Linked DNA regions of Mus musculus: all the other regions are linked to region 2. A link is a loop called in an ENCODE intact Hi-C map of the cell type or tissue named here. Cell type or tissue: left cerebral cortex. All regions are shown on one strand. Each heading gives the region's core, and the rest is flanking DNA. Links, peaks and the distances in the headings are about the cores only. Region 1 overlaps Ncoa7 (nuclear receptor coactivator 7). Region 2 holds the start of Ncoa7 (nuclear receptor coactivator 7). Region 3 holds the start of Rspo3 (R-spondin 3). Region 4 has its middle 5.1 kb from the start of Hint3. Region 5 holds the start of Trmt11 (tRNA methyltransferase 11). Region 6 overlaps Ncoa7 (nuclear receptor coactivator 7).

Region 1 (5,234 bases), core at 476-4,475, 83 kb before region 2:
GCCAAGCTCCTTCATATGAGTCCTTCATCTTCATTATAATGGCTTCCCAAATAATATTCTTTAAAGTAGGTGGGAGATGGTAGTGCATGCATTTAGTCGTAGCAATAAGGAGGTAGAGGCAGGTGGATCTCTATGACTTCAAGAACAGCCTGGTCTATAGAGTGAGTTCTAGGACAGTCAAGGCTACACAAACTGACCCTGTCTTGAAAAAAACCAAAATCTTAACATTTCTAAATTGCTCTCCAGGATTTCTGGCATTAATGCTTGTATTAATTAACACATTATGTTATTTTAATAATTTACCTTATTCAAAATTGCCTTATTTTCCTGACATAAAATCCATCTCTTCTTACCCTTGTACTTCCATAGATATGTTTCAAGTGAAGAATGGTCTGACATTGAAATCTATGGCTTTTTCATATTCCCATTCTACCTGTGTGATTTAGAGGGGAAGATGTGCACTATTTTAACATTAAAGACTAATGAATGAAGTGTTCTTTTAAAGTAAAAGTATTTTATAGCCAACTTACTAGAGTTTGATGCTGCAATAAATTAATCATCTTTTGGGAGGTTTAGAAGTGTTCTGATGAATTGTATAAAACTTGGCTTGGCATGGTCACACACATCCTTAACCTGACGTGACAGCGGCAGAGAAGCAAAGGCAGGATTATCTCTCTTGAGTTCAAGGTCAGCTTGTTCTACACAGTGAGTTCCAGGCCAGTCAGAGCCACACAGTGAGACTCTGTCTTTAAATAATTTTTCTAAAAACTTAATAATAGCTAATTTTAAAAGCACAGTAAGACACAGAATTATCAAACAATTTCTTGTTAAAAAATTATTCATTTTTATTTTATATGTGAATGTTTGGGCTGCATGCATGTCTGTGTACCACATGCATACAGTATCTGAAGAGGCCAAAAAAGGGTATTGGATCCTCTAGAACTAGAGTTATAGATAGTCATGAAGTTCCTTGAAGGTACTGGGAACTGAACCTGGGTCCCCTGTAAGCTCAGCAAATGTTCTTAGCCTCTAAGTCATCTCTCCATCCCCTACAAAACTTCTTAAGAGTTTATACCATATAAACAGAGTAAGTGAAAGCAGTCCTACATATTAGCAAATATTAATGCAAGCACAGAAAGGTTGAATTCACTTGTTCTAGAAACATTCTGATATTTACCTACTTGGTGCTGTGCTAGGTACTAGATCTCAAATTATATGATACAAACTGTCTTAATATGATTACTTCCTTTCCTAATCTCTTCTCAAAAACAGAACAGAACATTTACAGAATCAGGACCATGTTGTTATAATGAGGCAATTCTAGTGACTCAGTCTCTCCATAATATTCTTTTGCATGTTATCACTGTATAAGGAGATAGCAATGACGTATTGCTCAAGGCTGCAAGGAGTCACAGATAAATCTATTTGAAAAAATAAAAACATTTTGTCAAAATATCCTTCTTTAGTTCTGGGAAATTACATTGTATATGCAGAATGGGCAACAATTGGAAGTAACTGCTTTCAACAAACTCTGTACTTGCATAATAAATATTCTTTTTACAAGGCCTTTGCTTTTGCTTTGTCATGCTATTAAGTTCTGCTTTTCCCTGTATGCTAATATTTGAAATAGTTCTTTAATGCATAAAATTCAACAAATAAAGGAAACAATCCTGCAGGGCATCATGGCACAAGGAGGCAGAGGAAGGTGAGTGTGAGGCCAGCTTGCTCTACATATTGTATCCCAGTATAGCCAGAGCTACAGAGTGAGACCCTGTCTTAAGATTAAAACAGACAGGCAGGCAGGCAGGCAGATAGACAGACAGACAGACAGACAGGTAGGCAGACTGCTTTATACTTTCTGTACCCAGATAGGTCAACTCTCACCTATACCTTTTTCCATTATGCACTGCTAAGTTCATGTTCTCTCTTAGCACCACTAGCTCATTTTGACCTCTGTTCCTGGGATCGCATCTTTTACATATAGATTTCACCTCACATCTGTAAAAAAGCAATAAACAGGCATCTCTAGGCCCCTTGAGAAAAATGACTTAGACTTTCAAAATCTCATCTCTAAACACAAAATCCTTCCTCATTCCTGAGTTCAAATTTGTCATGTACTGACTGCTCTTTTTCTTCCTCATGCACGATACTAATTAGCATATACTGTTCTACCTGTGAGCAGAATCTCTCCTCAGCACTTCATTTCCCTAAGGGCTTGTCTCTGATCAGTACAGCCTGCCTTCATCAATTCAGATTCGTCTGGGAAATAATGGCACTTCCCCCAACTTTCTTTGAGTTTTACCAGGCAAATCTAAATCCTTAGCAGACAAGATCCACCCACTGTCAAGTCCCCTCACTATCTGGCCACTTAGGAGCAACACCGAAAGAGGCAGTGTTCTCTAACAGGAATGACTCTTAGCTCAAGGTCTGATGCTCCCCCTAGTGGTATAGAACTACATCCTGGGATGGGACTCTGAAAGGCAACAGACTCTACGAGGCTAATCAAATCTGAGTGGGCTGAGTGGGCATTTGTCAACTATGGAACTATGGTCAAATGTGGTTAGAGCAAATGAAGCCCCACCCAGAGGTTTGATCCCAGCACTGGAGTCTCCTGATGAAATTCCCCAAATATCCAAACCAATGGCCATTACTGTCATTCTTGAGGGTTGATATAATGGCATCTCTTACTATTAACAAGGAAAACCACACAGCAATTTCAACTAAATGACTTCACTGTTTACCAATATCCTGTAGACTTATCCGGAAATGGAGCCAAATATTACAAGAGTATTCATTCATCTATATGTTTGATCTTCTACAGAATGCACATTTAAAACACATCTGTCAGGATAGGGAGGTAACTGAGTGAAGTGCTAAAAGACCTGAGTGCCAATCTCTATTATGTAAACTAAGAAAATGTCTGGCCTGGAGGTTGAGGCACATGCCTTTAATCCCAGCACTTAGGAGTCAAAGGCAAATGGATCTCTGAATTTGAGGCCAGCCTGATCTACAGAGTGAGTTTCTCAAAATCTACCCACTCCTCCACACATACATATACAAATCTGGAAGAATGGCCCATTTTTATAATCTCAGCACCAGGAGGCAGAGCTAGGTAGAACTTTGAGGCTTAGAGGCTAGCCTACCAGATGAGTTATAGGTCCGTGAGAGACCCTGTACAAAATACAAGGTAGATGGTGATGAATAGCACCCAAGATTGGTCTCCACTCACACAAATGAACACAGATATGTCCATCATATATGCAGACACACACACAAAGAGCACCTGTCAAGGTGGAGACACTATAGGGTCTAAATCATCTGCAACCAGAGAATGGTTACACTGCACTGAGATGGGACAATGCTTGTCAAGGTCATCCTGCACTGCACTGAAGTGGGCCAGTGCTTGTCAAGGTCATCCTGCACTGCACTGAGATGGGACAGTGCTTGTGAAGGTCATCCTGCACTGCACTGATCATCCATGAAAATGGTTGAGAACTGGCTTGGCCTGGACAGAGACAGGAAGGAAGTGTCAGAACAGAAGGTAACTGAACGTATTTTGTGAGGTAAGAGTGAGTAAGCAGGATAAAGACAGGGATGCCATTTTAAACTCAACAACACACTTTCAACAGATTCCCCTGCAGTAGAAACAAACAAAGCAAGAAGTCAATCAAAATAGGACTCAATACAACTTTCTTAATTCTCTTCTTCTCAGAAGTCGTGGAGTATACTGATGTTTTAGATTTTAATTGTAAGCTTATTAATTACTTGAGAGCCTCATTCACTAGGGTGGAATGCACAGTGTTTACAAACACATTGTATTGATGACTTGACATTAATGGCCCCCAACTTATCCATAGGTCACTTGCCCTCTTCAGTACTAGCAGCCCCATGGTCATGGCTGAGAGCAGATTCCTCATCTGTCTGTTAGATCAATGCATATGAAGCAGTCCTCGCTGCTACCTCAGTGCAGTGTAGCGTGACCTTGGCAGGCACTGTCCCACCTCAGTGTAGTGTAGCATGACCTTGACAAGCACTGTCCCACCTCTTGTAGTATAGCATGTCCTTGACAAGCAATGTCCCACCTCAGTGCAGTGTAGCATGACCTTGACAAGCACTGTCCCACCACACTGTAGTGTAGCATGACCTTGACAAGAACTGTTCCTCTGACTTTCTCACTGCTGTGATAATACACGTCACCAAAGCATCTTAAGGAAGGAAGGGGTTAAGTACAGTCACAGTTTAATGTAAAGACCATTCTGATGGGAAGTCAAGGTTGTGGGAGCCTGAAGCAGCTGGTCATGTTGCCTCCTCAGCCAGGAAGAAGAGAGGAGTGGATATTTGTGTTCAAGGAATGGAACTGCCAGTTTTTAAGATGGATCTTTCCACCTCAGTTAACCTAATCAATAGAATCCTTGGAAAACATGCCCAGAGGCTAAATAATGCCTTGCAGATGTGCCCTGGACGCTTGTATCATAGGTGATTTCAGAACCTATTAAAGCAGACACGCACCATCATACATGTAGCATTAGGCCCATTAAGAAGTTATCGTAAACATGGTAAACGATATGTTTCTCTGCAAGTCCACCACAATCTGGAGCAAGATTATTCAGGGTCTACAGCAAGTTCAGGGTCACCAGATCTGCCTACTATTTTGCACTACTTCATCTCATGACTTTAGCTGCAGGATGTTCTCTGAGCACTACTATATCTTTTTCTCTCTTTGCCTAGCAATATCAAACCAAATTTCTGATTCTTAATATCCTCTCTTGGCACGCTCTTTGAACTATACTCAGACCTGCATATGACAGAACAGTCGGTATGAGATGGGTACAGCTAGTTGTGTAAGCCATTATTTCCTGTTCGTTTGCAGCAATGGCTAGTCTAAGAAACTCTAAAACATTGTGGACTTATTCTAAATGAGGGGTTTTGTGTTTAGTGGTTGTTTCTAGCTGACACACACTAGGCCTTGTCTCCTCCAAATATTACAATCACAACTCTTAGTACTTTTATGGACCTATGTATAGCCACTAAGGAAAAGAAATAAACCTGGCTCAGTGGGCAAAGTGCCTGCTGTATAATTGGAAGCCTGAATTTTGATTCCCAAAACCCATGTAAAAAGATGAACATAGTGCTGGTCTTCTGAAACTCCAGGGCTATGAGGCAGAGACAGGAGGACTCCTGGAAGCAGGCCAGCCAGAGAGAGACTTCAGGCTCAGTGAGACTTGGTCTCAAAA
Region 2 (5,234 bases), core at 594-4,593:
GAATTGCATTGTTGTGGTGCATGTGGAGGCAGTGTTGCAGCTGGCTCTTGAGGCAAGCCTCAACATATGAGTCACCACACCCTAAAGATGCTACACTTCCATTCAGGACACTGGAGATTTTTAAAAATAAATAAATAAATTAGAAGCTGCATCCTTCTATAACAACAACAGCAACAACAAAAGCTCTCATTTGGTTGACTAATTTCAGAGCACACAGTCAAAGCACATCGTGAAAGTTCTCAAGTTCTAGGTATTAAACAAACAAGTAACTGTCCAGAAGTTAAAAGTAAGATGTCTGTAGGAGTCAGGGGTTGGGGTGGGGAATGATAGCTCAGCTGTCAAGAACTCTGGCAAAGAACCTGGGCTTAATCCCAAACCTCTACATAGTGGCTCACCACAGTTTAGAACTCTGGTCCCAGGAGATACGCCCTCTTCTGCCCTTTATATACACTGCATGCACATGGTGCACAGACTCATCTGCAGGCAAGACACCCACACACATATAAAAACATCATTTTAAAAGAAGTAAAAGGCATATCAGAACTACAGGCTCTCTTAGAAAATAGCAGGTTTTCCAGAACAAACAACACAAATGAATTACTCAATACCCTTGATTATAAGAAAGATTCTAAAATTGCCCCTATCTTTATTGGGCATGGCAGCCTGCTTTATTTTCATACATTATTCATACAAATTGGTTTAATCACACCTTCTCTTCCCACAATATCCTCTGGTCTTCCTACCTTTTATCTAAAAGTTTTTCTTCACCTATCTGAAACAATCCAACTAGATTAGAGAAGAAATAGTACTCTATATGATTTACCACTGTGTGAAAATAGGATTGTGGGTAATATTCTGGATAGTAAGGAAGATGATGCATGGAAATTAGGGTGGGAGAAGGAAAGAAAATGAGTTCCCTGATACATGTGCTAAGGAGAGAAGTTAATGATGGGGGTTGGAGAGATGCTGACTGCTCTTCCAGAGGTCCTGAGTTCAATTCCCAGCAACTACATGGTGGCTTACAACCATCTGGAATAGGATCTGATGCCCTCTTCTGGCATGTTTTAAGAGCAACAGTGTACTCACATAGATAAAAAATAAACAAACCTTTTTTTTTTCTTTTTAAAGAAGTTAATGATGACTCACTACATTATGTGACAGAAAAACAAATGCCAAAGCCCAAACCCTCACAGTGTAAATGGAAGGCAAACAGAAACGGATTTTTTGTTTTTGTTTTGTTTGTCTTTTTCTCCTAAACATTTTCAAGCAGAAAAGACACAGGATCATCTAAAAACCTCAATTTATAGAGAAAATAGCTAAAATGCCATTTCTAAGGTTGAAGATGTTGCTCAAATAGGATTAGCCCAATACATCAGAAGCCTCGAGTCTAATCTTGGATCTGGCTCCTAGCATCAAAAATAAATAAATAAATAAATAAATAAATAAATAAATAAATCTCTATCTATATGATATATATATGAGTTTACTTTGGAACCACAGACGCTTTTAAATGTTTTGTTTCCCTCTTTAGCTTTAACAATATATATATATATATATTAAAAATAAACCACAGCTCAACTTTAAAACAAGTTACCTGTTACTTATTAACCAGATCACTGCTCCTTCTGAAATAACTTAATAGATTTCTTTAAACATAAATTCTGCCTTCTAAATTGTTTTTTTAAAGTAAAATTGAAATGGTATTAATTGCTATAACACTGGAAAGTGGACACGAAGGGAACCTTAACAGAGCCTTGCTGTTGACGCCGGAAATGTCAATGAAAAATAACCAAGTTAGCCTGTTTATAGAAAGAAGCAATTATTTAAAATACAGTTAATTGCACTAGCAACAACAACAACAATCTTATACTATAATTTTAAATGGTTGGGTTATATACAATGTGTATCTTGAAATACAATTTCATTCATTCAACAAATAACCAACAAACAGCTATAAGGCATTCAACATTGGGGAATTAGAGAATGGGAAGAGAAGGGGGGGGTGGTCGAGGAGTAGCAGGGGGAAGAGGACCTGGTAATGATGGTGATTCTGTCCTCTTAGTATTTATATTGATTCAGTTAGCCAAAATCTTTAATCTGAAATAGTGCTTATAAAATTGGAGCTTACAATAACAATTTTTTCAAAATTCTAAACCTTATTGCTTAACGTAAAATCCAAAACGGCAGCCTGAGAGGAAACAATTTTATTAAAAGCCCTAATGTATTACTTTTATTTCAAGAACAGGAAAAAAAGACTCAACCAGATTCTCAGAAAAGCAAGGGTCAGCTCAGAGTTGAAGGCGAGGCCGGAGACAAGACTGCCTCTGCTGGCGCATCTTTCAGAGTCTCAACTCCCGACACCTGTATCAAACTTGCAGCTCTCAAACCCATTGGCTCCAGTCAGCTTTATCCTACGAGAACACGCCAGCCTCATCCATCACCTACCTAGGTAATCTGATTTCTAGAAAGACTTTCCTTAAACTGACACCCAAAATGTTAAAGTGTTTGCACCACTGACTTTATATACCACTCGGCTAGCTGTAAATTACACAAAAATTCATAACCACCCCTAAATACCTCTAAAACAACAACCGTGGTCGTCTACATTTTAGCAAAAAGAACAGGAAGAACGCATTTGCTGATCCTGTTTTTTAAAAATGCAATGACACAATCTACTTGAGCTCGAGAAAAAGGCAACGGTCTCCTTTCAAAGAAGCTCCGCGCCAACCTATCCTTCCAAGCTCTCCCAGCCCCCAACCGAGGGTCCCCTGATTGTTAGCGAGGAGGGTCCAGTGGCCCTGCGCCCCGGCTCGGCCTCGAACGTTCCAAGCAGAGCGTTTCGGGTCCCCCGGGGGCTGCGCCCAGCGCCATTAGTACACCTCGGCAGCCCAGGAGGGAGGCTCCGGTTCTTCCTGGCCGCAGCATCAGCAGCCGGTAGCCTTCAAGGCCTGGCCCCGCCTCGGCGACCTACCTACTGGGCGGGGGCGCGGGCTCCGCGGGTCTGGGCGAAGTGGTTCGGGAGCACGCATTTCTGGGAGCCGTGGCCTCTGCCGCTGGGCGCTGGGAAGCGCATCCTCCGGGGTGGGAGGAGGGGGAGGGCCGGGGAGGGGATCGCCCGCCGAGGAGGAGCTAAGGGAGGCGTCAGGCGCTGCGGGGTGCGCTCCTGAAGGGCTCCGGAGTGCCGATCTGGCCCGAGCAGCCGCCGCCGGGGTGCTCGAGGCCTCGCCCAGGTACCTGCAGCAGCACCCACGGTCAGGGCGCCGGGCGCGAGCTGGGCGGAAGGCGGGGAGCTGCGGTGGCGCGACGCCAGCCCGGCGCCCGCCTCTAGCTCCGCCCGACCCGGGGCGCGCGCTGCACTCGTCTGCTGCGGCTGGGACCCGGGAGCTCAGCCGACCGCCTTAGCGATGCGGGCTGCAGCTGCGACATCTTGCCTGCCCCGTGCGACCTCGGAGCCGCAGGCTGGACAGCCTCGAGGTGGCTCGGGCCCCCGAACCCTGGGCCCAGCGGCTCCGCCCCGGAGAGCTGCGCGCGCGGCCTCCGCAGGCCCCGGCCATTTGTGACGCTGTGATGGTCAGGCAGTCAGTGAACCGAGTACGGTCTGCTTACCTGGCCCCTAATCTTATCCCTTTTAGCTGGCTCCTGTCTGGATCTTGGAGGGAAGTTAGCGCTTATGGGCACATGTGGAGTTAGAGCCCTTGCTGGAGCCTTAAAGTCCTTTTACTTCACCTTCCAGCTCTAGGACTAGGGGCAACCATAAATTCATCCTCTGTCATTTCCAGCATTGCCTTTGGCAAAGAGGCCCACTGTCTTCTTCTGTCCCCGGTACAACATCCTATAAGCTGCCCAATTGTAAACCTTATAGCCAAGGCAATGCGATGTAGCAACGGGCAGTTCAGCTGGCTCTTGGCTGGGGCTGGAGAGCAGCTGAGTGGGAAGGTTTTTTTGTTTTTTCTTTTTTTTTTTGTATGAGCCCAGGGCCCTGTTTCTGTGAGCTTCCAACCTGTATTGGACGCTGTTCCCTTTACAGTCCAGTGGCTATAACTGCAAGATGACTCGGAGGATCTGATCGTGAAGATCACTCTTAAATACAGGAAGAAAAAAGTGTGTGTGTGACAGGTGTGTCCTAAGCCATCAACACACACAGTACATAGAGGCTTCCCCAGGTTGCTGCTGCTTCTTGGTACTGCCAGTCTCTCTGGAGGGTGGAGCAAAGCCCTTAGCAGCCATGACTCTGAGATTTCAGCAGCAGATGATGTTACATGGTCATGCAAATATGGAATCACTTCCTGGTTTTGCACTGACCATCTGTAAATTCTGACATCGGGTTTGCATGTTTATGCTTTGAGTAGGAGACACTTCTTTCTGTGTTCTTTACACCCCTTTTGGTATCAACCTTGAGTGCAGGCTCTGCTGCAGGTACTGTTCCCACCCTTTAACTCGGTCAGCACCCTTTTGTGCCTATGAACCCAAGGTTCTGACGAGAAATAAAATAGGCCTTGATTTCTTTTCTCTTAGGCAAAAGTATAACTGAGTATGTGTTCAAAGTGGTGACTTGCTGATAGAGTGTTCCCCAAGTTTTCCAATGCAATGCCAAACAATGACACTGTCTTCATTATCTCCCCTGGAAGTACATGATGGATCACATGCTAAGGATAGTTTGTCACTAAAGTGAAAGTCTGAATAGAATGGGGAGTTGTACTCAAATGGTTGGGATTGGGGGTGCTTCTAATTTAAAGATTCTTTGGTCATTCTTTTTTGTGACTGAGTATTGACTGATTCTTCTGAGTATTGACTGATTCATCTGAGTCTTGTCTTCACACAGAAATCGGAATTAGCATCGTCTACATCCCTCTTATCCAGAATAGTACCCATCAGTCAAATGTGTTCATTCAAACTTAATGAAATACAATTGTTACGACTTCCAGTCTGTTAGTTATACATATAAGTTCTAAAAAGACAAATAAAGCTTGTGATTGCCTTTTGGACAACACAGGACCCAACATTTCCTTATTACAGGGAATTCTTCTGGAATGCTTGCCAGATTTCAATGGGTAGGAAAGATATACAGAAAGAATTGGAGGTAATTTGGGTGCAGCTAGATCAAATACTATTAGAATATATACATAAGAGCATGATAATCCTTAAGAATTCACAGATTGCCTTTGGACTACAGCTTCAGCATGTGCTGGCCTTGGATACATTTCTAACTGATGCTTTTATCTTCAAAGGTGGAT
Region 3 (5,114 bases), core at 1-4,000, 1.3 Mb before region 2:
TGTGTTTATGCACCATAACTACAGAGACATTTTAAAAAGTATAAGACTTCTGTTTTAAAGCATTGCATATTTTATAGAGAAAATCGTAGACTGTAATAATTAGGATCATTGGTTTGTGAAGATCAATAGAATATTGATTATTGTAGAGAAACACAAGAATATTCACATGACGCTTTATATCTGAACATGTTTAACACCGTAAATGACAATCTTTGCTAGTAAGGACCTTTGGTACTAAGATATTTAAGAGACCACATTAAAAAGAAAAAAAGACTTTAGGAGTCTTTTATTTTTAACCTTAATTTTCTACCTCTCTCATTAGTGATGTTTCTAAACCTTTAAGAAAATGACGCTATTACTACAAAGCAAACGTGATACTCCCAATTGCTCTCTTAAGTTTCCTTATGGTGGAAAAAGAGAAATGTCTGGCCAGTTTTAAAATAATTTGACTACTGCCTTATTATTCATTATAAAAATAGTCCCAGTTACTATTAAGGAGATTTTTATTCAGGTAGTTTTTAAAAACACGGTCCAGGTGATTTTATAAACCTGCTGCATTAATTTCAAGTTTCTGGACATTTAACAAGGATCCTTACTGCAAAAAGCTATGCTGCGCCTGCCAAATCTTTCTTCTGTCTTCTCGGAGGACGCAAGGGGTCGCCCCTCTCCCAAGATTGCAGGAGCAACCGAGCCGCAAAAGCCGACTCAAGAGCAGCCGCACCAAGAGTGCAGCAGGAGAGACCTCTTTTCCAGACCCATTACCATAGAATCACTGAAATTCCAGCTCAATTCCATTTATTTTGTTTCTTAACCCCGCAACACAACGAGAGGGCGCCTTTGACTTGGCTTTGAGATGATACAGGAAGAGAGAAAAGCAGTCTCTTTTAGACTTCACAAATCATCGCCCTAGTTCCAGCCCAGATGTGCGCATTCTGAGTTTCCCCACTCTGGTCCTTTGGGGTGTAGAGATGGGAACGAACGCATAACAAACTTTCTTTGCTTTCTTTTATTTCTTTCAGAAACAGAAGCCCCCGCACCCAACCAAAAACTCAGGTACCAGTGATGCTGAGACACAGGACCCTGCCCCACCCCGGCAAGTGTGTAGCTCCGGGGTCCGGGACACTACAGAATGGAGTAGACTGGGATAAGCCTATTGGCATGAGCTATGCGGGGCAAACAGCCGTGTTCTTCCTAGCTTCGCTTTCCTCACTGGCCCCGAAACTCAGTGCCCAGCGGACCAAGCTGGCCAGGAGTGGCGATGTGGCCCCCCAGGCTGCCGCTTCAGTATACCGCAGCAGCAGGGCCTGAGCGATAGAGTGGGTGGGAGGGTTCCAAAGAATACAAACCACTCAGAGGCCAAGAATAATAAATCGGATGCCCTGACATGTTTAGTTTAGGCTCTCCTGCGCTGAGAAGCGATCCTAGAGGCAATAGGGCCAACTCGGACTCCAAGCTTCTGGTATTCCCGCCCAGCCACGATTTTTAAAGGCAATTTTCAGGTGAATCAAACTTTGTCTGGCTTGGGCTAGAGGTACAAAGGGAGCTTTCAGGGGACCCTCACGTCCTGGGCCAGGACAGAGACAAACAGTGGAGAGAGGAGATTGCTAAATTTCCACCCCACACAAGTGGTCCTGTGTCCTAAGAGCTACCAACATCCCTGCCTCAAGGGTTTTGTGGGCTGGACACTTGGGAAAGAGATCTCATCTGGGAACCAGACAAGGTCATGGGCTGAACAACCCCCCAGATCCAAGCTACCAAAGCAATTGCTTTACTGGTTTTTTTCTGTTAGTTTTCCTTAGTAACTACCCCAGGGGGGCCAAGAGCCCTCGGTAGAGTCAGGGTTGTCCTTAGCTCTTCGAAAGGACAACCTTTGCGGGCACTGACAACAGCGTGCTGGGCCACCCGGGAACAAAAAGAGAAACCACCCTTACATCTGTTCCCGAATCTCTGAAAGATGCGGGCATGCCTTGCACCAATTTAGGTGGAGGCTGCCCTGAGGCATCCATTTAATTCCAGCAAAGGCACAGTTTCACACAGCCAGGACATAATACTCTCCTGTGTAATAGACTGAAGAGCAGAGAGGAGATGTGCTGGGGGAACCCGACTCTCAGTATGCGCCTGTCTCAGGGGACCCCCTTTAAAGAGTCTGAGGTGGCCAGAGCATTCACGTGGGGACAGGCAAGGCGTGAAAGTGACTGAAGTTCGGAACCTCTGGAGTTCCTCTGACTTCCAACCCCAGAGGATGGGACATGGGGCAACTCAGCAGACAGTCGTGGAAGCCCTGGCGCCTCAGCGCCACTCCACTCGTGCGCTTCGTGGGAAGCTGCAGCGCGGGAGCTTGCTCACTGTCCCTTGGGCCCGCCCCAGGTTGATTGACTAGACTACCATAAAACAACCTAGGGGGAGGGGCAGCCAAGGTTCCCGGAGCCAGGCGGGAATTTGGGATGATCCCAGTCTCCTTGCCTGCCATTATCAAACAACCCAAAGGCAGGGAGACCCAACTGCCTGGGGCTCTAGGCCTCCGTCGGAGCCTCAAAGGAAAGCACAAATCCCTACAGCGAATCTAGGAAAGAAAGAAAGATTTCCAGATCCTGATTTACAGGGGGGGGGGGGGGGGGGGGGGGGCAGACTAGCACCGGGTGCACCGACTCCAGTACTGGTTTGTGTACTGGAGTAGAAGAGCCAGTGCCCCGAGTTGCTATCTCCTGTGGGAGGCATAGGGTGTAGGTTGAAAAGACTGTTTCCTCCAGCAGCTGGGTCTGGGCAGGCAAAACCAGCTGACAGGTGAATGTGGTGGAAGGGAGCAAAGACATAACGCAAAGCAAAACCAAAACAACAACAACAAAAACAAACAACAACAATACCCCCTCCTCTCCCACTCCCCCCCCCAAAAAAAAAGAAAACCCCAAACTTACTTCTTCGCTGGCGCCTTCCTCGGGAGGCGTTTTGGCTGCCAATGTATTCCATAAAGTTCAAAATGATAAAAAAACAAGAAATCAGTCGCAAGTGCATAGTAACCCTGTAATGTTTCCCTTTTTTCTCTCCTTTTTCTTTTCACTGTTAGTTATATTTAATGTTTTTTTTTAAAGAAAAATATGTATGTAGGTGTTAGGCGAGTCTATACGAAGAGTAGAAAAACCAGAGCAGCGGGACTTCTCCACTGAGATCCAACAGGCGTGCTGTGATGGCAAGCGAAGCGGGACGGGTGGACCGGGAAACCAACAATTGCATTCTCAAATTGTCCGAACACAGCCGGCTGCTCTGGGGTGGCTGTCATCGCCGCGAGCGAAGGTTGCAGGAGCCTCCTGGCTGGCCGCAGGTTAGCCTCGGTTGCACAGCAGCGGCGGCTGCGGGCGGAATCCAGGCGAGCAGTGGCCCCTGGGGCTCAGAGGCTGCAGCGGCTGCGGCTGTGGCAGGGACCCCGGGAGCGCAGGGAAGCGGACGCCGTGGGTACCGCAGCCATGGTCAAGGGGCGCTGGAGAGACCCGAGCTGCTTCTGGCGTTCTGAGCAGGAGCCGCTCCAGTGTTGGGCCGGGCTAGGAGCACCCCATAGGGAAGGAGGAGGAGGGAGGGGGAGACGGGATGGCTGCGGGGGGCGGGGGGAGCTCGGGGACGGGGAGGAGCAACAACCCGGAGCGACCTCAATAACTTTCAATTTCAAGAGGGAAAGAGGGAGCTGGAAAAGTACAGGCGTTGCGATTTGGCAGATGGACGGGAAGAGGCGCCTAAGGGGTCCCGGGTCTGTGGCGGAGCATCTCTGGACTCAGCAAAGACGGCGGGAGAACGGGAGCAGGGTTGGGGGAGGGACAATTTGAACCCGGCAAGGTGGGCGCACTGGGGTTTGGTGGTTTCTGTCCCAGCTGTACCAAATACCCCAGACCCAATGCTTCTGTTGTCCTTGGCCTCTGGCAGATCTAACCACATAGTAGTGGCCATGTCCTTCAGTTCTTCAGAGACCCTGCCTCACTCCAGCAACTGCTCTTGGGAAGTTCACCACTCGACTCTCTTGTTCCTAATTTCTTGGGATTTCTGGATACAGATGCCCTCTCAACTCTTAGCCTTTCTCAGTGTCTCTCTGTTGCTTTAACCCTCCCCTCCCCCCCAACTCCCTCCCCCCCCTTTTTCCAGGGAAAGTAGCTGTGGTTGTGTTGTGTGGTCTCAAGGGGCTTAGGTGGGAGTTTACCCTTCAACTTGAAGGTGCTTTACCTGATCCTAAGGGGAGGACCCAGAGGTGTGAGCTCTCTGGGTAACCTGGATGGAAAAGCAATTGTACTGTGGCTTTCTTCCAAGCCCAGCCTTTGCTCTGCAAGATCCCCCCTCCCTCAGGCACTTCCCTAAGTAGTCACTGTTAAAGAGTGTTAATCTCTCTCTCTCTCTCTCTCTCTCTCTCTCTCTCTCTCTCTCTCTCTCATCTTCTTATGCTGTTGAGAGGATCTGTTGTACATTCTGGTTTCTCATCTGGGGGACTGAGAATACTATGTGGAAAGATTGTCTCCATTTGGTGATAATGAGTAAAGGTCCATTTCCATTTCTTGCTTCTGTTTCCAGAGCAAGGGGAGTGGGAGTAGAGGGCTCTTGGCAGTAGAGAGAGAGAGAGAGAGAGAGAGAGAGAGAGAGAGAGAGAGAGAATCAGGTTCTCAGGTTAAACCACTACCAGGGAAAAGACCAGGCCCTGGGATGACTTCCGCTGTTGGGCATCCTACCTCTTCTTCTGTAGCACAGACACTTATAGTTACTGAATTGTTTTGTTGGAGGTCACAAGCCTCAAAGCATTTTTAATGTAAACCTGTCCTAAGGGTGCTGATGAGTATTCTGAAGGATTCTTTTGTAATGCTAAAGCTTTATGCAGCATTGGATTACAGGCAGGCCACTTTGAAACCAACTGAGATTTGCAGGAGTGCCTTCAATGTATGCGTTGATAAGTTAGAGGAGAAGCAAATGCCACAGCTCCTGCCTGTCTCATTGAAAAGCACCCCAGGTTCCAGGTCTCTGGAGCCTGTTATGTAGCCCAAGATTGGGGCTGAGATGGAATGGCCTGGATACAAAAGTCAGGAGACCTCGAATAGTTTTTCTTTGCAAAGCTTTAAAACACAGAATCTGAGATGCTGGCCTTT
Region 4 (5,234 bases), core at 384-4,383, 180 kb before region 2:
GTGGGCTGCACTCTCCCACATCAATCACTAATTTTAAAAATACCCTACAGGCTTAGTGGTACATGCCTTTATTCCCAACACTTGGGAGGTAGAGACAGATGGGTCTGTGTGAGTTTGAGGCCAGCCTGGTCTACAAAGTGAGTTCCAGGGCAGCCAGAGCTGCATAGTTAGACTCTGTCTTGAAATAAATAAATAAATGTCTTGGTCTTGTTTGCATACATAGCAGGCCAGCTGTTTCTGGTATTTATATAAAGGAACGGTATATGTGCTGTCTAGTTTTATGTCATTTTAACACAGCCTAGAATCATTGGAGAAGAGGGTATTGTAAATTAGTTGCTTTGTCAACCTGCCTTTAAGTGATTCAGCCACAGTAGTTTATGCCATCACCCACTTCCACTAGGTATGGCACATATAAAGCCCTGGCCACACCTCTCTCTCCCCCTCTCTCATTCCCTCTGTGTTGCCGGTAGTTTTAGAAACACAATACTGCCTTTGCCCAGGAGCTGCGATGGGGCTCTGACCCCTCCTGGCTCCCTTTGTTCCTTCTGGCTTCTGCCAGGCTGCCAGCACTGACTTGGCATCTCTCACTCTCTACCCTCCTTGCTCAGGGAGTAGACTGCACCACCAGCCCACTCCCATGACCCTTGTCCCAGGATGGGTTGCATTACCAGCCCCACCATTGCATCTGAGCATAAAAAATACAGTTTGTCACTTTTCAGCTTGCCTTTTGTGACAGTTTCTGGTCACACACAGAATCTCCTGCCTAAAAAGGCATGCCCTCATCAATTAATTATCCCCATCTCTCCTCCACATCCTTGGCTACCCTCCCATAGCAGGGACCAGCTGTCCCAAGGCCTTACATGATTTCAGTGTCCCTTTTCCTCCAAGGCATAGCTGAAAAGCCCCTCTCTTCCCTCATATGCCTTTCTTCTTGGGACTCGGAAGTCCCACTTGTACCTTTCACCCAGCAAATGGCTCCTGGTCTTCTTTATTAACAAATCAACAACCAATTAGGGAAATAGACCTTAGTATCGGCACCTCCCCTTACACCTCTGTCTTATTCATTCTTTCTGTCTGTCTATCTCTCTCTCTCATGTCCCCAGTTCAAGACTTTCAATCTCCACCCCCCACCCCCCAAACTCATGCCTTAAATCAGATGCATGGTGTGACTTTGTGACTTGACTGCAGCCCACCAAGGAATGGAGCCTCAGTTGAGAAAATCCCTCTATAAGATCTGTAGGCAGGCCTGTAGGTCATATTTTAACATTAGTAACTGATGTGAAAGGGCACAGCCCACTGCAGGGAGGTGGTCCAAGTTTCTATAAGAAAGGCTGAACACGCCATGTGGAGCAAGCCAGTAAGCAGCACTTCTCCATGGCCTCTGCTCCAGGTTCTTGTTCGGGTTCTTGTTTTGACTTCCTTAGACGATGAACTGTAATGATGAAACAAACCCAATAAACCCTATCCTTAGGGGAGATGTCACCTGTGCTTTATGACCTGCTAACCTCTATGCTATCTCAGAGACCACATTAGATTCTAGGCCATTCAGCTATAGAACCCACCTTCATGGTCACATGTACTTTGTAAAGACGTTTCTATGTAGTCATACTTTAAGCTTTATTGAGTACCTGGAATTGGAATGATTCTTACCTGGAAACCTTTCCCAATTTCTACTGTTTTAATATTCTGACAATGAACCACCTGCACTAGACTACCTGATATCTGATCCAGATAAACTAAGTCAATCTAAACCTGTTTTTCTTCCTTCCTTCCTTTCTTCCTTCCTTTCTTCCTTTCTTCCTTCCTTCTTTCATTTCTTTGTTTCTTTCTTCCATTCTTCCTTCCTTCATTTCTTTGTTTGTTTCTTCCTTCCTTTTCTTTCTTCCTTCCTTTCTTTCTTCTTCCTTCTTTCTTCCTTCCTTCCTTTCTTCCTTCTTCCTTCCTTCCTTCCTTCCTTCCTTCCTTTCTTCCTTCCTTTCTTCCTTCCTTTGTTTCTTCCTTTGTTTCTTCCTTTCTTCCTTCCTTTCTTACTTCCTTCCTTCCTCCCTTCCTTCCTTCCTTCCTTCCTTTCTTCCTTCCTTCCTTTGTTTCTTCCTCTCTTCCTTCCTTTCTTCCTTACTTTCCTTCTTTCCTTTCCTTTCTTTCTTTCTTTCTTTCTTTCTTTCTTTCTTTTTTAAAATTTATTTAGGGTTTCTTTACTATGTATAGAGTACTCTGCCTGCATGTATGCCTATATGCCAGAAGAGGGCATCATATCACAGTATAGATGGCTATGAGACACCATATAATTGAATTAAACTCAGGACCTCTGGAAGAACTGCAGGTGTTCTTAACCTCTGAGCCATCTCTACAGCCAGCTCCTAAACCTGATTTTCATTTTCATTTCTTTTTGGGTTTCCTTCCCTACCTGGACACCTGAGTGTTTCCTCTCCCTCTCCTCTCCCTCTCCTCCCCTTCCTTCCTTCCTTGTTTTTCAAGATCTAGCTATATAGCTCTTGATGGCCTGGAACTTGTGCAGGTCAAGTTAGTCTCAAATGCATGTGAGCCAGGACAACTTTTCTACCTTAGCCTTCTGGGTACTGGGAATATAGGCATGTACTAACACCCTCCTGGATGTTTACTGTCATGCTCTGGCACTTCCAGATATTTGAACTAAATGGTATCTCTTTGCTTATTAAAAAAAAAAAAAAAAAAAAAAAAAAAAAAAAAAACTTAGCCTTGATTGTTGTTATTGCAAATGAGATGGACTAAGACGCTTCTCAGAAATTCATTATGCCAGTTGCATCCACATGTAAATTGCATAACTGAACCTGACCTCATCAGAATAAATATAATTACAGCACTGAAAAGGTAACCTTAAAAAAAAATAACACAATCTGCCATGCCAATCTGACATTTAAGTGACATGATAAATAACTGGATATTTGAGTTTCAAAAGAGAAGTCCAAGCTAGAGATAGAAGTTTTAGAATCTTCAAAGTACAGGACTTACATCCACCAAATTAGAAGAGATCACCAAGAAAAAACCTTTCCAAAGACTAAGCTTGGGCTATTGAAGCTTTATGAGATCATAGAAATGAGAAAAGGTTAAGTGCAAAAGTAAGTAAACAAAGATAAGTAAATAAATAATGAGAAACGGGGAGAGTATCAACTGAGTCCTGAGGCTGAAACAGTGTTTTAAGCTGGAGAGCTTGATCAACTATAAGATAAAAGTTGGGAGAGAAAAAAAAAAGTTTAGGGTGGAGCTTTCTCTAAGCCAGATTCCAGATGCTTTAAGAAAGAAAGGCAAGAAAGCAATTGGAAGCAGCAAGTATGAATAGACCAAAGATAAAACTTTAGAAAAAAAAAGAGGCAGTACCCAAAGGATATCAGAGACTGAGGTACAGTAATAAACGCAAGGTGAGAGGCCGGGGTGGTTGAGGAAAGTGACTGTTGCCAAGAATACTTGTCATCTGAGCCCATCTACGAGAGACTTCCATTCTTCACAGCGAACAGTCCTGTGCCTCAGGTTCTCTTCCTCTATCTTCTGCTGCTCTAGTTTCCAGTCTAGTGTAGAGAACTTCATTCATCTGCTCAGACACTGCTATATTATTTCCTGGTGGTATGCAGTTTGCAGCCCTTGTCTGACAGATACTTTGTAAATGCACCCTGTGCCTCCTGCCATTAGAATGCAAATTGCCTACATGTGGCATGTGGCCTTCTTTGCTGTAACATTCAGGGGAGCATCTGGCACACAGTAGCAAAACACTAATTGCTTGAATGACTAGATGGTAGATTTTACAGTTCGGAAATATACATTTTCTTGATAATCTAAACTTTACTTTTTTGTAGGTTCACCTTTCTCATTGGACTGCAAATGAATAATTTGTTTTTCTCTAATTATAGCTTCAAATGTCAATTAATAGTAGTCTTCTAAGTAGAACTGTTCCCTGGCAAACTGCCAAAGATGAAAGTCCCAGTCCAAATAACATCCAAACCTTTGTCTAGAGTTTCCTTGGGTTTCTTATCTCAGAGAGATGCTAAGTGTTTTCCATGTGCTCAAAATAGAGTCCATGAAATAAATTACCTACTGATTTAAAGTAAAGCTTTTTTTTTTTTTTTAGGTTTCTATAAATGCCAAAACCATCAATGAAAGAAAATTTGGGTAAATATATTTTGCATGAGAAATAAAATTAATTCTAGCATAGGACAGTATTTTAGGAAACAATTAGATCAAATTGAAAATCTGCTGTAAATATTTCGGTGAAGTAGCTAGGTATGGTGTGAATGTGGATTTTCCTGGCTTCTTTAGGCTAAGCAAGGAGGATTTTGAATTAGAGATTAAACTGAGCTAGAGATGAAAGGAAGGGGAGGGAGAGAGAGGGAAGTGGGAAAGAGAAAAGAGGCAGACTAAGGCAAGAGGAACACTGAATTTAAGACCAACCTGGGCTACATAATGAGTTCAAGGCTAGCCTGTGTTGCATGACTTTGTCTCGAAATGCCAAATATTAATAAAATTTAAAATATAACACACACACACACACATACAAACCTAAGCAACCAAGATGAACATAATTAGTAAAAAGTATAGTCAATAAATCTATGGAAATATATTCAGACTTATTAAAAATCAAATAATTCTGAAGTGCTATTTTTCACAGCAAAACTGGGAGAGATTCATTTTATAACTGCATTCAGAATTGTGAGGTTATAGGTAAACAAATGTCATATACAGAAAAATGTATGTGACACTCCTGATGTAGGAGCACTGATGGGAGGGGAAAGGTTAGGAGAGTATATAACTTTATGAGGGAAGGACATGCCACTTCCTGTAACTGACAGGAGCAATGACAGCGAGAACTAAAGCAATTAGAAGAGCTCAAACTCCCTCCAAAACAGATGACACATACCTTTGGCTTCCTGACTATTTTCAAACACAGTCTGTGATCACATGAAAGTTAATTTCCTATTTACATGCTAGATCTTGTCCTTCCCTGCCCACTCAAGAATATCACTTCAGAAATTCTCTCGTTGTGCTGGGCATCTTTAGTTTTGTTCTCTCAGTGGCTCATCACTACTTGCAAGCATCCTATAACTTCTCTTTTTTGTTTGTTTACTTGTTTTTTTCTAACTTTACTTTCCCCAGCAACCCCTATTCCCTAGTCCAAAGCACATTCTGTATTTGCACAAAGTTTGTTTTGCTTTGTTTTGTTTTTATATAGGTATATGGTGAAGTACAGTAGCCAGCCAGTAGAG
Region 5 (5,234 bases), core at 589-4,588, 200 kb before region 2:
AATAAATAAATAAAATCACCTTACCTTTCCATAAGTTTCCTGACTGTTAGTGAACTGCCCTCCAAACACCGATAGTAAAGACTTTATTTCCTGTATTGAAAAACATAGAGAAAATATATGTTTGTTACGGTCTGAGGCAGAAATGTCCCCCAAGGGCTCATGTTTTTCAGGTCAGTGCTTAGCTTGAAGTATTACTTTGAACACTGGAGAGTATTTAGGAGGCCGTGGCTAAGTCCACCACTAAGAGGCAGGCTTTGAGAATTATTCCCACGATTCCGACCCACTCCATGTTTCTTAGTGTGTGGACACGCCGCTTCCTCACAACCCAGCCTCAGACCATGCCACTCTGCTACACCTCCAACTGCACTCTCCAAAGTCATGAGGCAAAACAAAGCTCTGCTCTGTCAGGTTACTTCTGACAAGTGACTAATGTGCATTTTCAATCCTTTAAACTGAGTCTGCAGAGAAAAGCAGGTCTAATGATAGAAAGAAAGGGGAAGGGGATATCTACTTGAGGCATATTGCAATTGTCAGCATCAGGCAATTGTAACATAGACTTCTGAGATTTTTATAGTCCTAACCATGGTTATTAGGTCATAGACCTGAGAGATTTTATACATGAGCTACAAAAGGATTTCATCAGAAACTGTTCTGTCCTGATTTAGGGAAGTAAAGAATTTTTTTTTACAGATGCTACAGATTAGTAAATAAAATAGTCAACAATAAAAAAATAGAATGAATTATTAAACATGATTTGAAGATGTTTGAAAAAGAAATAATTAGCTAGGGAGCATAATTGTGAGTTTGAAACGTGTAAGGACATGGCTAACCTTTCAGTGTAGTAATAAAACTAGAAAGAGTTAACACCAGTTTTGTTTGTTTTTAAGATTGTCATATAACCAAGGCTGCCTTGACTTCTCGATTCACCTGCCTCCACTTCACAAACGCTGGGATTACCGGAGTGTACCACTATACCTGCCCAGAGTGAACATTTTAAATGTAACATGCATGTCATGAGGAAATTTGATCAAATGCATACATCCTTCAGGCAACCTCTTTGTTCTGATAAACACAGATTGACTGTAAAAATACCTTGCTTTGTCACACTGACCAATTGCTTAAATAAGATATAGCAAGTGAACTCTATCCCTCCACATTGGCCCTATGAGGAAGTAACTAAGAAGATAAGTGTCCCCGATGCTGGTTGCCAACACTCTCCTTCCCTCCCTTCCAGAAGGTCTTTACACCATGACCATGGCCATCAGGAGGGAGTGATACCATCACTTCCTACTCCAAATCACAAACAATGGGAGATGTGAGCAACAAATGCCACCTCTAGTTCTCTTTGGGTATGTATGCATCAAGTTGTTTCTTGTACTAGAAGGTGTTTGGTTTTAGCAAGAATTGGGGGTGAATGGTGAAAATAAATTGCATGGATATCCCAGAATGAAAAGATGTGTAAGAGGTGGGGACAGAACCTCCATCTTAGCCACAAAACACATACACTCACTCCTACTCATCCCCGTAAGGAGGAGGAAACCTCTGTCCTTATGTCTGACATGTTGCATGTCTCCTGCCAGTTTTCCTTTAATGTCCAAGCTTCCAAGCATCTGTACTTGGCCTAGCACTTTTTTTTTAAAACCTGTGGGTACACTCACAAAAGTAAGGGAGGCCTTGTGCCAACGGAGGCCAGAAGTGTAGGCACCCCTGGAGCTGGGGTTACCAATGGCTGTAGGCAGTATCCTGACACAGCTGCTGGGCGCCAAATTCAGGTCCTCTGGAAGAGCAGTGTTCGTAACCAGTGAGCCAACTCTCCAGTTCCAGTGTCTCACCACTCTTTAAACATGAAGTTGAAGAAATCTCATCCTTTCCAGGTTTTCTTACGCAGAAAAATGAAATGCTTATCACAATCTAGATTTGTTCTCACCTCCTACATTGCCACTCTATCCTGTTCTCTTACTGCTGACACTAGATTAGTTTCTTAATCATTTAATATTCCAACAGATTCTTATTAACTCCAGTCTTATTGCTCTCGAGTCCTTCCTTCATTTTACTTTCTATTAAAAAACAATCTAATTCTGCCTCTTTACTTTTAAACTGTTTAATTCCTCTTCCAAGCTATAGTGTCCTCAAGTCTGTTTTCTCTGGTCCATCAGCCTACTTCTCTCTCTTTACCACTCTGCTACGTAGCTGGTGACGAGCAACGAACAACAGTTTATACTTCTAATGGACTTATTTCCTTGGCCCCGGTAACTAATACTGTAGCTCATATGTCACCCCCACCTTGAAAGGCAACATCCTTCATTCATCAATGGACAAAGATTCCCTTTTTAAAAGGCCCCCATACTTTAAAGGTTCCCACTAAGAACCCTCCATCATTGCACTTCACAAAGTTATGGCTATGCTCTCGCGTCCGCTAGTCCTGAGCCTAAGTAAACATTACGCTCTTTAAGGGCAGAGCTGTCAGTCAGCGCATCCTTGCCGTTCGGTGCACGCGACTTCAGGCGCTGTAGAAAATGTCACTTGAGTAAATAAAAAAGCTTCCCCCTCCCCAACTTTATTAAGTTCCACCCCAAGCCTTCCATCATGCCTGAACCTATATCGACACTCCTCACACTCCACCGAGAGCCCCCATGGATGTCTCCATTCTGCGTCGGGTCAGGTTCACCTGCTTAACTGCGGCGCCAGGAGCACGTGCAGAGGGGTGAATGGCAAGGCTCCGTCCTGGAGAAAGGCTGCCGGGGACATGGTCCGCCCAGCGGCCTCATCCCCGCCCCAATCCAGGCGCGCGCCGCTGCCCGCAGAGACCCCCCCCCCCCCCAGCCGGCGCGTGAGGAGTGCGAGCCTCTGCGCCCAGCACCCAGGACGGCTCACCGGTAAGCGGAACTCCAGATGCTCCTGTGCCATGAGCAAGAGATAGCGATTCAAGGAGCCCGGCAGCGCCATTGCAGCTACTACCGTGCGCCTGCGCGGCCTCCACGGGCCCGCCCCCTCCTCCTCCTCCCTAGAGCCAAGTTTCCGCCGAGCCTCATCCCGGAGCCGGAAACGGAAGCACGACAAGGAACACTGGCGGGTGGCACTTTCTAGGAAGGGGCGCTAAGGGCAAGAGTGAGATCCTGGTGTTCCCACCGTCTGTGGCTACCCTAGCACGCTCCCCTTGTGAGATGCATTGTTTTAAGAGGCAGGCTGCAGTGATCCCGCGCAGTTCCCCAGGGATACTCCACTTGGAGTGTTCTTCTGACTCCTCCCTCTGTTCTTCAGCTCAAAACTGGACCAAAACTTCACTGTTAAGTGTAGACTCTTAATCGTTCGAGATTCAGCCTCACCTGCTTGAACACTGAGTGTACTTTTAGTGATTTTGCAAAAATTTTTCAAGAGCTGTCAAGGACCCATCTCGGGTTGCTCTGTATGGAAACAAACAAACAAACAAAAGCCTTCCTCAGACTTGCACTCCGTAATTATGCTATGTTGTTCCAGGCACACAGTAAATCCACAGCCAGTGGTAGATTAAAAACATTGGTGAAAGTTACCCTAATTACTCAGATGGGCCTAATACCATAACAGTTTGCAAGAGACATGGCTACCTATACATAAGCTCGACAAGTATCATTTCTGCTCAAAGTACTGAACCCTTTGTACTGCTGAGGCCTGTATTTTTGGGTTTTGTGTTCCACCTTGGTAATGCACAGCATATACAAGTATCCTGTGCCAGAAATATAGTTGATGCTTATTGGTAGTGATCAAGACAGCCAGCACACAGACAGTGGTGACCCTTGTTACCCAAACCTCAGTTCCATTTATTATCCCTATGCTCTCAGCGAATTTTGTAACATCTGTGAGCTTCAATATTCTTTTAAGAACTGGAGTATTGCATCCTACAGATAATAGCTATAAGTACTAGGTGTTACAATATTCAAACTTCAACGTATACTCTATTGCATGGGACCAATAAATAGCATTGGGAAATGTTTTTTGTTGTTTTAAATGAGAATTTCTGCTTTTTTTTTTTAAAGAGAGATTTGCCTTTGTTAGTGTTGTTAAAAATCCTTTCACTGAGGACAATGTAAGCAACAGCAACCATGTCTACCAAAATCCCAAGAACAAAACAAGGCACATTATCACCAAAGTTCACTCCAATGAGCAATGAGTTTATTGGGTTTCCTTCTAGAGAATCGATGAGGACTCACTCACCTGGCTATGGGCACTCCTACCCTAACAGGATACACCTGAAAAGCTTTACCCAGCAGTGAGATGGGCCAAGGAGATGGATAGACGTTGACTTCCCAGCATTCCCACTCTCTAGTGTAGTACCTACAAACCAGCTACAAGGACTTTCTGTTGGATCTATCTGCCTTTCTGGGTTCTGACTCTGAAGGAAGTACTACTATAATCACAAGAGCCAAATCCTTAACACTATCGAGCCCCTCTCCTTGAACCCCGCCCTCCTCCCCCCCCCCCCCCCCCGTCAAAATAAAAATCATTCTGATAATTAAAAGGTAAGTTATTTTAGTTGTTAGAATAATACTCAAAAATGTAAGAACACTTTTACAAACGACTACATAAATGAAAATTCAGTAAAATATTAAGTTAATTTTTGTTTAAACTAGTTTTCATATATTCCAGACTGACCTAAAACTGTCAAGCTCTTCACCCCTCCCCCTCCTGAGAGTTGAAATTATAGGCCTATGCACAACACCTAGTTTAGGATTTCTCTTCATTTGCATTTATGAAACTTGACTAGAAAACTAACACAGATATGCAGTTATTGCTGGACTTTATAACTGACCATATCTTTTTTTTTTTTTTTTAAAGATTTATTTATTATATGTAAGTACACTGTAGCTGTCTTCAGACACTCCAGAAGAGGGAGTCAGATCTCGTTACGGATGGTTGTGAGCCACCATGTGGTTGCTGGGATTTGAACTCTGGACCTTCGGAAGAGCAGTCGGGTGCTCTTACCCACTGAGCCATCTCACCAGCCCCTGACCATATCTTAACAGTATCATCATGAACAAGAATGACACCCACAGACTCATATGTCCGAGTACTTAGTCACCAGGGAGTGGAACTGTGTGAAAACGATTAGGAAAACTAGGGGTGGCCTTAATGAAGAAGAGTGGAGGAAGTGTGTCACTAAGAGTGGGCTTTGAGCTTTCAAAAGCCCAGAACAGACAGTGTCTCTTTCTGCCTTTGGATCAGGATACATGTCTCATCTACAGCTCCAGAGCTGCCTG
Region 6 (5,234 bases), core at 520-4,519, 140 kb before region 2:
AAACCAATATAATAACTCAAGTGGGAAACTGTTAAATAAATTTTAACAGGTATAAAAATACTAGCAACTAGTTGGAGGATGATGGTTTATATCTATAATTACAGCACTTGGGAGCCTGTAGCAGGAAGTTTGAGGCTAGCCTAACTTATAGACTGAGTATAGACCTATTAAAACAAGCAAGCAAACAAGCAAACAGACAAACAAAAGAAAACACTAAAAACTAAGGTTTCAAAAACTTGTAACAATTCTAAGATTATGTCAGGTGGGAAAAGCCATATGCCAACTACATAGAACAGAATCTTTGTGTAGAGTAAAAAAGGGACCCCATGTGCCCAAACAAAATAGAAAATAAAGTCCAAAGACATGTATGAAAGGCACAAGTATGGTTAGATATTTATTTTTTAATGTCTGCACTCTACTTGCTAAGTTTTTTTCTGACATGCATTTTTCTTATGAAATGGAGACATAGTTGTGTTTGAAGGCCTTGAGTACAGGTGAGGGTGGGTTGATAGGTGGAGTGGGTTGAGACTGGAGTCCAAGTGAGGTGCAGATATCCTGGTGGAATAAGGAGGTTCTGGCACGGGAGAGGGGTGCAAGGCCCTTCAACATTTAAGTCAATGGGATTCTGGTCAGAGATAAAGAAAGAGAAGGGTCTGGTATTATACCTGGATTTGTGGCTTAGATACCACTAAGATATAAAAAAAAAAAATGAGCAGAAACAAAAATGTTGAAAGATAATGAGTTATTCTGGGTCTCCTGAAGATTACAACCCATTAACTCCTAAGGAGGTTGACAATTCTCCTTCACAGCATGAAGCTGAGGCACAGGGGTGCCTATCATAACGCTTCTGAGCATTACTTGTTCCGAATGAGGGAACATGGAGCCTTCTCCTCAGCTGGGCACTGTTTCCCTTATGGACAGACAGACATAAAGGAGCTACCCACTAACTTACGCCAGCTGTCCTTTCTTTCCCCAGATCAACAGCTTTGGTATGGGCAAATGTTGGAAGCTGGCTCTTAGCAGAAAGTGGCTATCATCTCTGCAGCCATCCCGGGCTATTTACTTACAGGTGGTACTTTTCCACCCTGACGAGAGACTTGCTTTCCTAGCATGATGTTTTTGCAAGAAGCCCACCACAGCTGAACACACTCTGATAACATCTTGTTTTTCTCCTCTACATCCTGGACCTATGGTTAAGTGTCTCCAGCTGCACTCCCCAGCGAGTGCATATATACCTATAGTTACTTTTCAATAAACGAGCCTCCAACCTCAAGCTGATAGGCTGTGTTGTCTCCATTCTTCGAGTCTCTTGCCCATCAGTCCCCACTCTCTCTCTTGCAGACCCTGTTCACTGACCCGTGAAATGGGTCAGGCAAAGAAGTCCCAAAGAAGCCTCTCCTCTCCTCCTTCAACCAAGGTCAAGATACAGTCTTCCAAAGAGTTTTCACTCTTTCACTTTCCTCAATGGCTTTGGGGTTAACTGGCCAAACTCTTCTGCCGCTAGACCCTTGAGGGGACCTATATCATTCTTCACACCTCCTTCACCCCTTGTCTTTGGGTGTGCAGTGTGGCTCCTTCTCCACCTCCAGCTGACAATAGATGAAATCTGAATCCCAAATGAATGGAGAAAGGGAAGAAAATGTTTTCAACAAAATGGTGCCTTTGGCTCAAGATATTCAGGTCTAGTCAGGAAAAGGTTAAGTAACCATCATGGGCCTAAATTTTCTTTCCAGAGCTCTGTATTGGGTGAAAGACTATAGCCTCACTAAGAAAATTACGTTTTCCTGATAGAGCATCCCCTTTGATATTATTTACCAGAAGTAAAGTCAAGATGGGATATCCTCATGTTTCTTAGAGTCTGCTGGGCCTATGAGGCATCTGTGAGCTCTATCATAGCATCTTGTAGGAAAGAGGAACATGAATAGTTAACTAAAAATAGGTGGTAAGTATGGGGTATATGGGGGCTTTGGTGCAATGTACACTGCAGGGAATAGGGCAATTGAGAAGCTGAATATAATGACATGATGCAGTTTTTATCCAAAAGGTAGGTGGCAACAGAGAGCAGAGCAGCAGGAAAAGTGAAGACGAAGGGAAGGAAGCTGGGGATAGCTCAGTGAGTATATGGCTTGCCTTGTGTAAAATGCTTGCCTTATAGGCATGAGGATCTGAGTGAGTCAAATTCCCAGACGCCATAGGAGTACAAAAGCTATGGATGGTGGTGCACAAGAGTCGGAGCCAGGAGAACCTGGAGAGTTAGACCGCCACCCTAGCCTCTTTGGCTACTTTCAAACCAAGGAAAGACCCCTAAATGGGAGAGGGGAAGGTGCGTGCTAACTGTAGAATAAAGTACATACACACACACACACACACACACACACACACACACACACACACACACACGAATAAAGGAGATGAGATGTTTCTTCCCCTTTTCTCCTAAAAAGGCAACAAAATATCATATGCTTGTGAAAGATAAGGAACCACACAGGAAGGAGAAAGCATTTAAACACACAAAAGATAGCCATGGCTGATAAGCCAGAAGGCAGCCTGAGAGATGAAAAGAGTCTCTTCTCTCTGAGACAGAAACTAAGATTGTAATAATTGATCATTTAAAAATGCAGGAGAGGGAGGATCAGAAAATAAATTTGTGTAATTCTGTCTTTGTCATAAACTGGAGGGAGGCCCAATGCTAGGATGCATGGATGCTGAAATGGGCTAGGGAGCATAAAGTGACCCGTGAGAGGTTCCAACAAGGAAAGATTTCTAGTTATGACTGAGGAGCCGGATGAATTCGGAAACTACCCCTTTATCTTGGTACCGTTCTGCTTGTTTTGTGGTATTTGCTTCGTTTTGTCCTTTGAGATGAGGCCTAGCCTATACTGCTTAGGTTGATCTCAAACTCTTGGATTCAAAAGATCCTTCTGTCTTTGCCCATGGAATAGCAAGAGAACAGGTATGTGCCACCATGACTGGCTTCAGTTGTTAGGTTTCCTATAGCAATGCTTGACTGCCTAGGATCAGAGCTAATATGAGGATACACTCTTCAGGAATACAATGGTCCAGATGGGTATAAAGGATGGAAGAAGCTCTAAGCAACTTACCCTGATAACTGGTAGTGGGATGTCTTTGAATGCATTCACCATCTACCTAGGAGAATAAAACTGCTTCAAGGGATTCAAGATAGGAACAGAGTAAGACAGAGTCAAGGGACCAGATTCCAGAGACATCCATGAAAATATAGAACAGGCTTAGAGGCAGGAAGGTGTGACAGATTCATCTCCTGTCTCAGTCCTATAAGCTTATTAGACACAGAGATATTTCTTATCCATCTTTATACCACTAGGGTCCCCAAGCAAAGAGATACTTGATATATCATGGTCTAATTTGAAAGGGAACTCAGGGTCAGCAAGCTGTAACTGCCAGTCAAATCAAGCTAGTCACTCTTATATGGCACAGGAGACAAAGATTCAAAATGTATCCTAAATACATTAGAAAAATAAAAGAATAGTATCAGCTATTAATAATTTTTGGAATGTGAACACAAGGCCGTTTCCGCTGCTTTGGCATTTCAGGGTCCAGGACAGCCTCTTCTCTTTAACAGTCTAGGTGTTTACCTCCCAGCTCTTGGTGGTCGGCTCACTGAAGAAATTGTCGATCATGTTCAGCTCTTCCTTCTCCACCACCACAAAGCCTTGCTCCTTGGCATCTTTCCCATAGACATCAGGAGACCACTGAACAAAGAAGGTGTACAAGTGATCCACCCTGGAAAACAAGTTCGTGATGCAAGTGAACAATTGAGCCCATGTTCCTTCCTGGCAGGCAGCAAGAGCGCCTGGAGTACCTGCAACAACCTTTTGCCCGCTTGGCAAACTGTTTTACTGAGGAGGAAATTCCCCACCGTCAAGGTTACCTTTGTGAGTGGCTTCCAAACTCAGAAAATAGGAACCCCCAAAACAATACAAAAGCCCACAAGGAACAATCACTACTGAAACTGCCTCAATCTGAAAGAAAGATCAAGAGATAGGGCAGAATATGAAAAATCCCCAGTGAAATAGTACACCAAATGTTTCCTCTTCAGGGGACTTTCACTTATTGGATACATACTGTCAGGGGAAAAAGGTTGACTTGAGGCTTTCCTTAAGAACAAAAGCAAAGCCCAAAGACTCTTGCTAAAGTACAAGATACATTATATAACAGTTTTAATAAAACCCCTCCAACCACTAAACCAACAAGAAGTTACTAGAAACAACACAGTTTTATCCTTGGGAAGACCTATCTCTTGTGGTACGGGCATGTCCTTGGCTTCTGGCTTCTCTGATTTCTTATATTAGGAAACACATTTCAGAAGCATCTCTCTGGTTATAATCAAGAAAAAAATTGCTCAGTGTTCAGCTGAAGTTGGGAGCTATAGTTCCCACAGCCTGCAGTATCCACCCTGAATGGACCAGTCCCAAATACTAGTTTGTTTTTTTTTTTTTTTTTGGTTTATTGGTTTGTTTCATTTATAACCATGATAGTAAGGGATGGAACAACAGAGAGGACCACATGGTTTTAAAAAGCTCTTGTAATTACAAAACAATCTAATTTGAAGAAACTGGTGTAGCAGAATTGTCCCCCAATTAACTTGAATATTAATTCAACAAGAAACCTGTGATTGGGAAGTGGAAAAGGAAGGTGGGCAGAGGTTTTTAGGGATGGGAGAGAGAACACAGAGGGGACGGAAGGAAGATGGATGAAGAAAAAGATGATCCAGATTCTGTGCGGCTTTAAATAGCCACAGGTAGCTAAGAATATCTTACAAGGGATGTTTTATTACAGGACAATTTATCTTATCTAGGTGGGCAATTTATATCAATATCATTTGGCTCTAAGTTTATTGTGTGGGCGTTTGGTGGGGTGAGAATTTACTGATATAAGTCTGACTTATAAATTACAAGCCTCTAGAGTTTGATTTTAGCAGGTTACTGGGATATGGGACCAATGACCAGAGGGGTTGGATGGCTGGGGACATGAGCAGAATCTGCAGCAAGAGAACAGTGAGGTGGGCGGTCTCTGCTTGGGGCTAGCAGGGTCGCCGGGGCTGAGAGGAGCCAGCAATAGCGAGGGATGGTGCAATTCGTTAGTATTACCAGAAACAAACTGCAAGAAAGTCAGTTTATGGACAGTTAATTTTTAAAGAAACTTCGGCTGTATCAAAATACTTTCACAAAACTGATAGAAGTAAAACAAATGCA

The links. Peaks named below come from ENCODE experiments on the same cell type or tissue, not always from the same donor. Only the 100,000 strongest peaks of a DNase experiment are listed, where the experiment ranks them.
Region 1: it touches region 2 in a loop (2.5-fold over the local background); 14 of 42 quality-filtered maps call a loop at or near these places.
Region 3: a loop joins it to region 2, with 6 times the contacts of the local background. A loop is called at or near these places in 5 of 42 quality-filtered maps.
Region 4: a loop joins it to region 2, with 5 times the contacts of the local background. A loop is called at or near these places in 36 of 42 quality-filtered maps.
Region 5: a loop joins it to region 2, with 3 times the contacts of the local background. A loop is called at or near these places in 22 of 42 quality-filtered maps.
Region 6: a loop joins it to region 2, with 4 times the contacts of the local background. A loop is called at or near these places in 8 of 42 quality-filtered maps.

What each region holds. Positions count from the first base shown.
Region 1 is chr10:30,716,710-30,721,943 of GRCm38, forward strand. The region is part of intron 3 of Ncoa7 (nuclear receptor coactivator 7); the gene reads right to left. Among named protein-coding and RNA genes, the nearest start is that of Ncoa7, 84 kb to the right of the region's middle. In left cerebral cortex, for the core only: a CTCF peak has its summit at 2,437 (motif pointing left); a DNase peak (open chromatin) is centred at 2,432.
Region 2 is chr10:30,799,858-30,805,091 of GRCm38, forward strand. Ncoa7 (nuclear receptor coactivator 7) reads right to left here and starts at 3,469. Exons shown (of 16, transcript NM_172495.6): 1 at 2,972-3,469. In left cerebral cortex, for the core only: CTCF peaks have their summits at 1,080 (motif pointing left) and 2,318; DNase peaks (open chromatin) are centred at 2,412, 3,020, 3,333, 3,516 and 1 more place; H3K4me3 peaks cover 2,897 bases; H3K27ac peaks cover 2,364 bases.
Region 3 is chr10:29,532,317-29,537,430 of GRCm38, forward strand. Rspo3 (R-spondin 3) reads right to left here and starts at 3,551. Exons shown (of 5, transcript NM_028351.3): 1 at 2,916-3,551. The coding sequence starts at 3,012. In left cerebral cortex, for the core only: a CTCF peak has its summit at 654; DNase peaks (open chromatin) are centred at 675, 1,318, 1,642, 2,054 and 2 more places; H3K4me3 peaks cover 3,761 bases; H3K27ac peaks cover 1,343 bases.
Region 4 is chr10:30,620,861-30,626,094 of GRCm38, forward strand. It overlaps a transcript of Hint3 not described here. Among named protein-coding and RNA genes, the nearest start is that of Hint3, 5.1 kb to the left of the region's middle. In left cerebral cortex, for the core only: a CTCF peak has its summit at 2,244 (motif pointing right); a DNase peak (open chromatin) is centred at 2,296.
Region 5 is chr10:30,597,716-30,602,949 of GRCm38, forward strand. Trmt11 (tRNA methyltransferase 11) reads right to left here and starts at 2,985. Exons shown (of 13, transcript NM_028604.3): 1 at 2,875-2,985; 2 at 25-90. The coding sequence starts at 2,946. In left cerebral cortex, for the core only: no CTCF peak of the experiment used is centred there; DNase peaks (open chromatin) are centred at 3,006 and 3,637; H3K4me3 peaks cover 1,533 bases; H3K27ac peaks cover 1,000 bases.
Region 6 is chr10:30,658,680-30,663,913 of GRCm38, forward strand. Ncoa7 (nuclear receptor coactivator 7) reads right to left here. Exons shown (of 16, transcript NM_172495.6): 11 at 3,615-3,762. Among named protein-coding and RNA genes, the nearest start is that of Hint3, 43 kb to the left of the region's middle. In left cerebral cortex, for the core only: a CTCF peak has its summit at 2,044; a DNase peak (open chromatin) is centred at 2,058.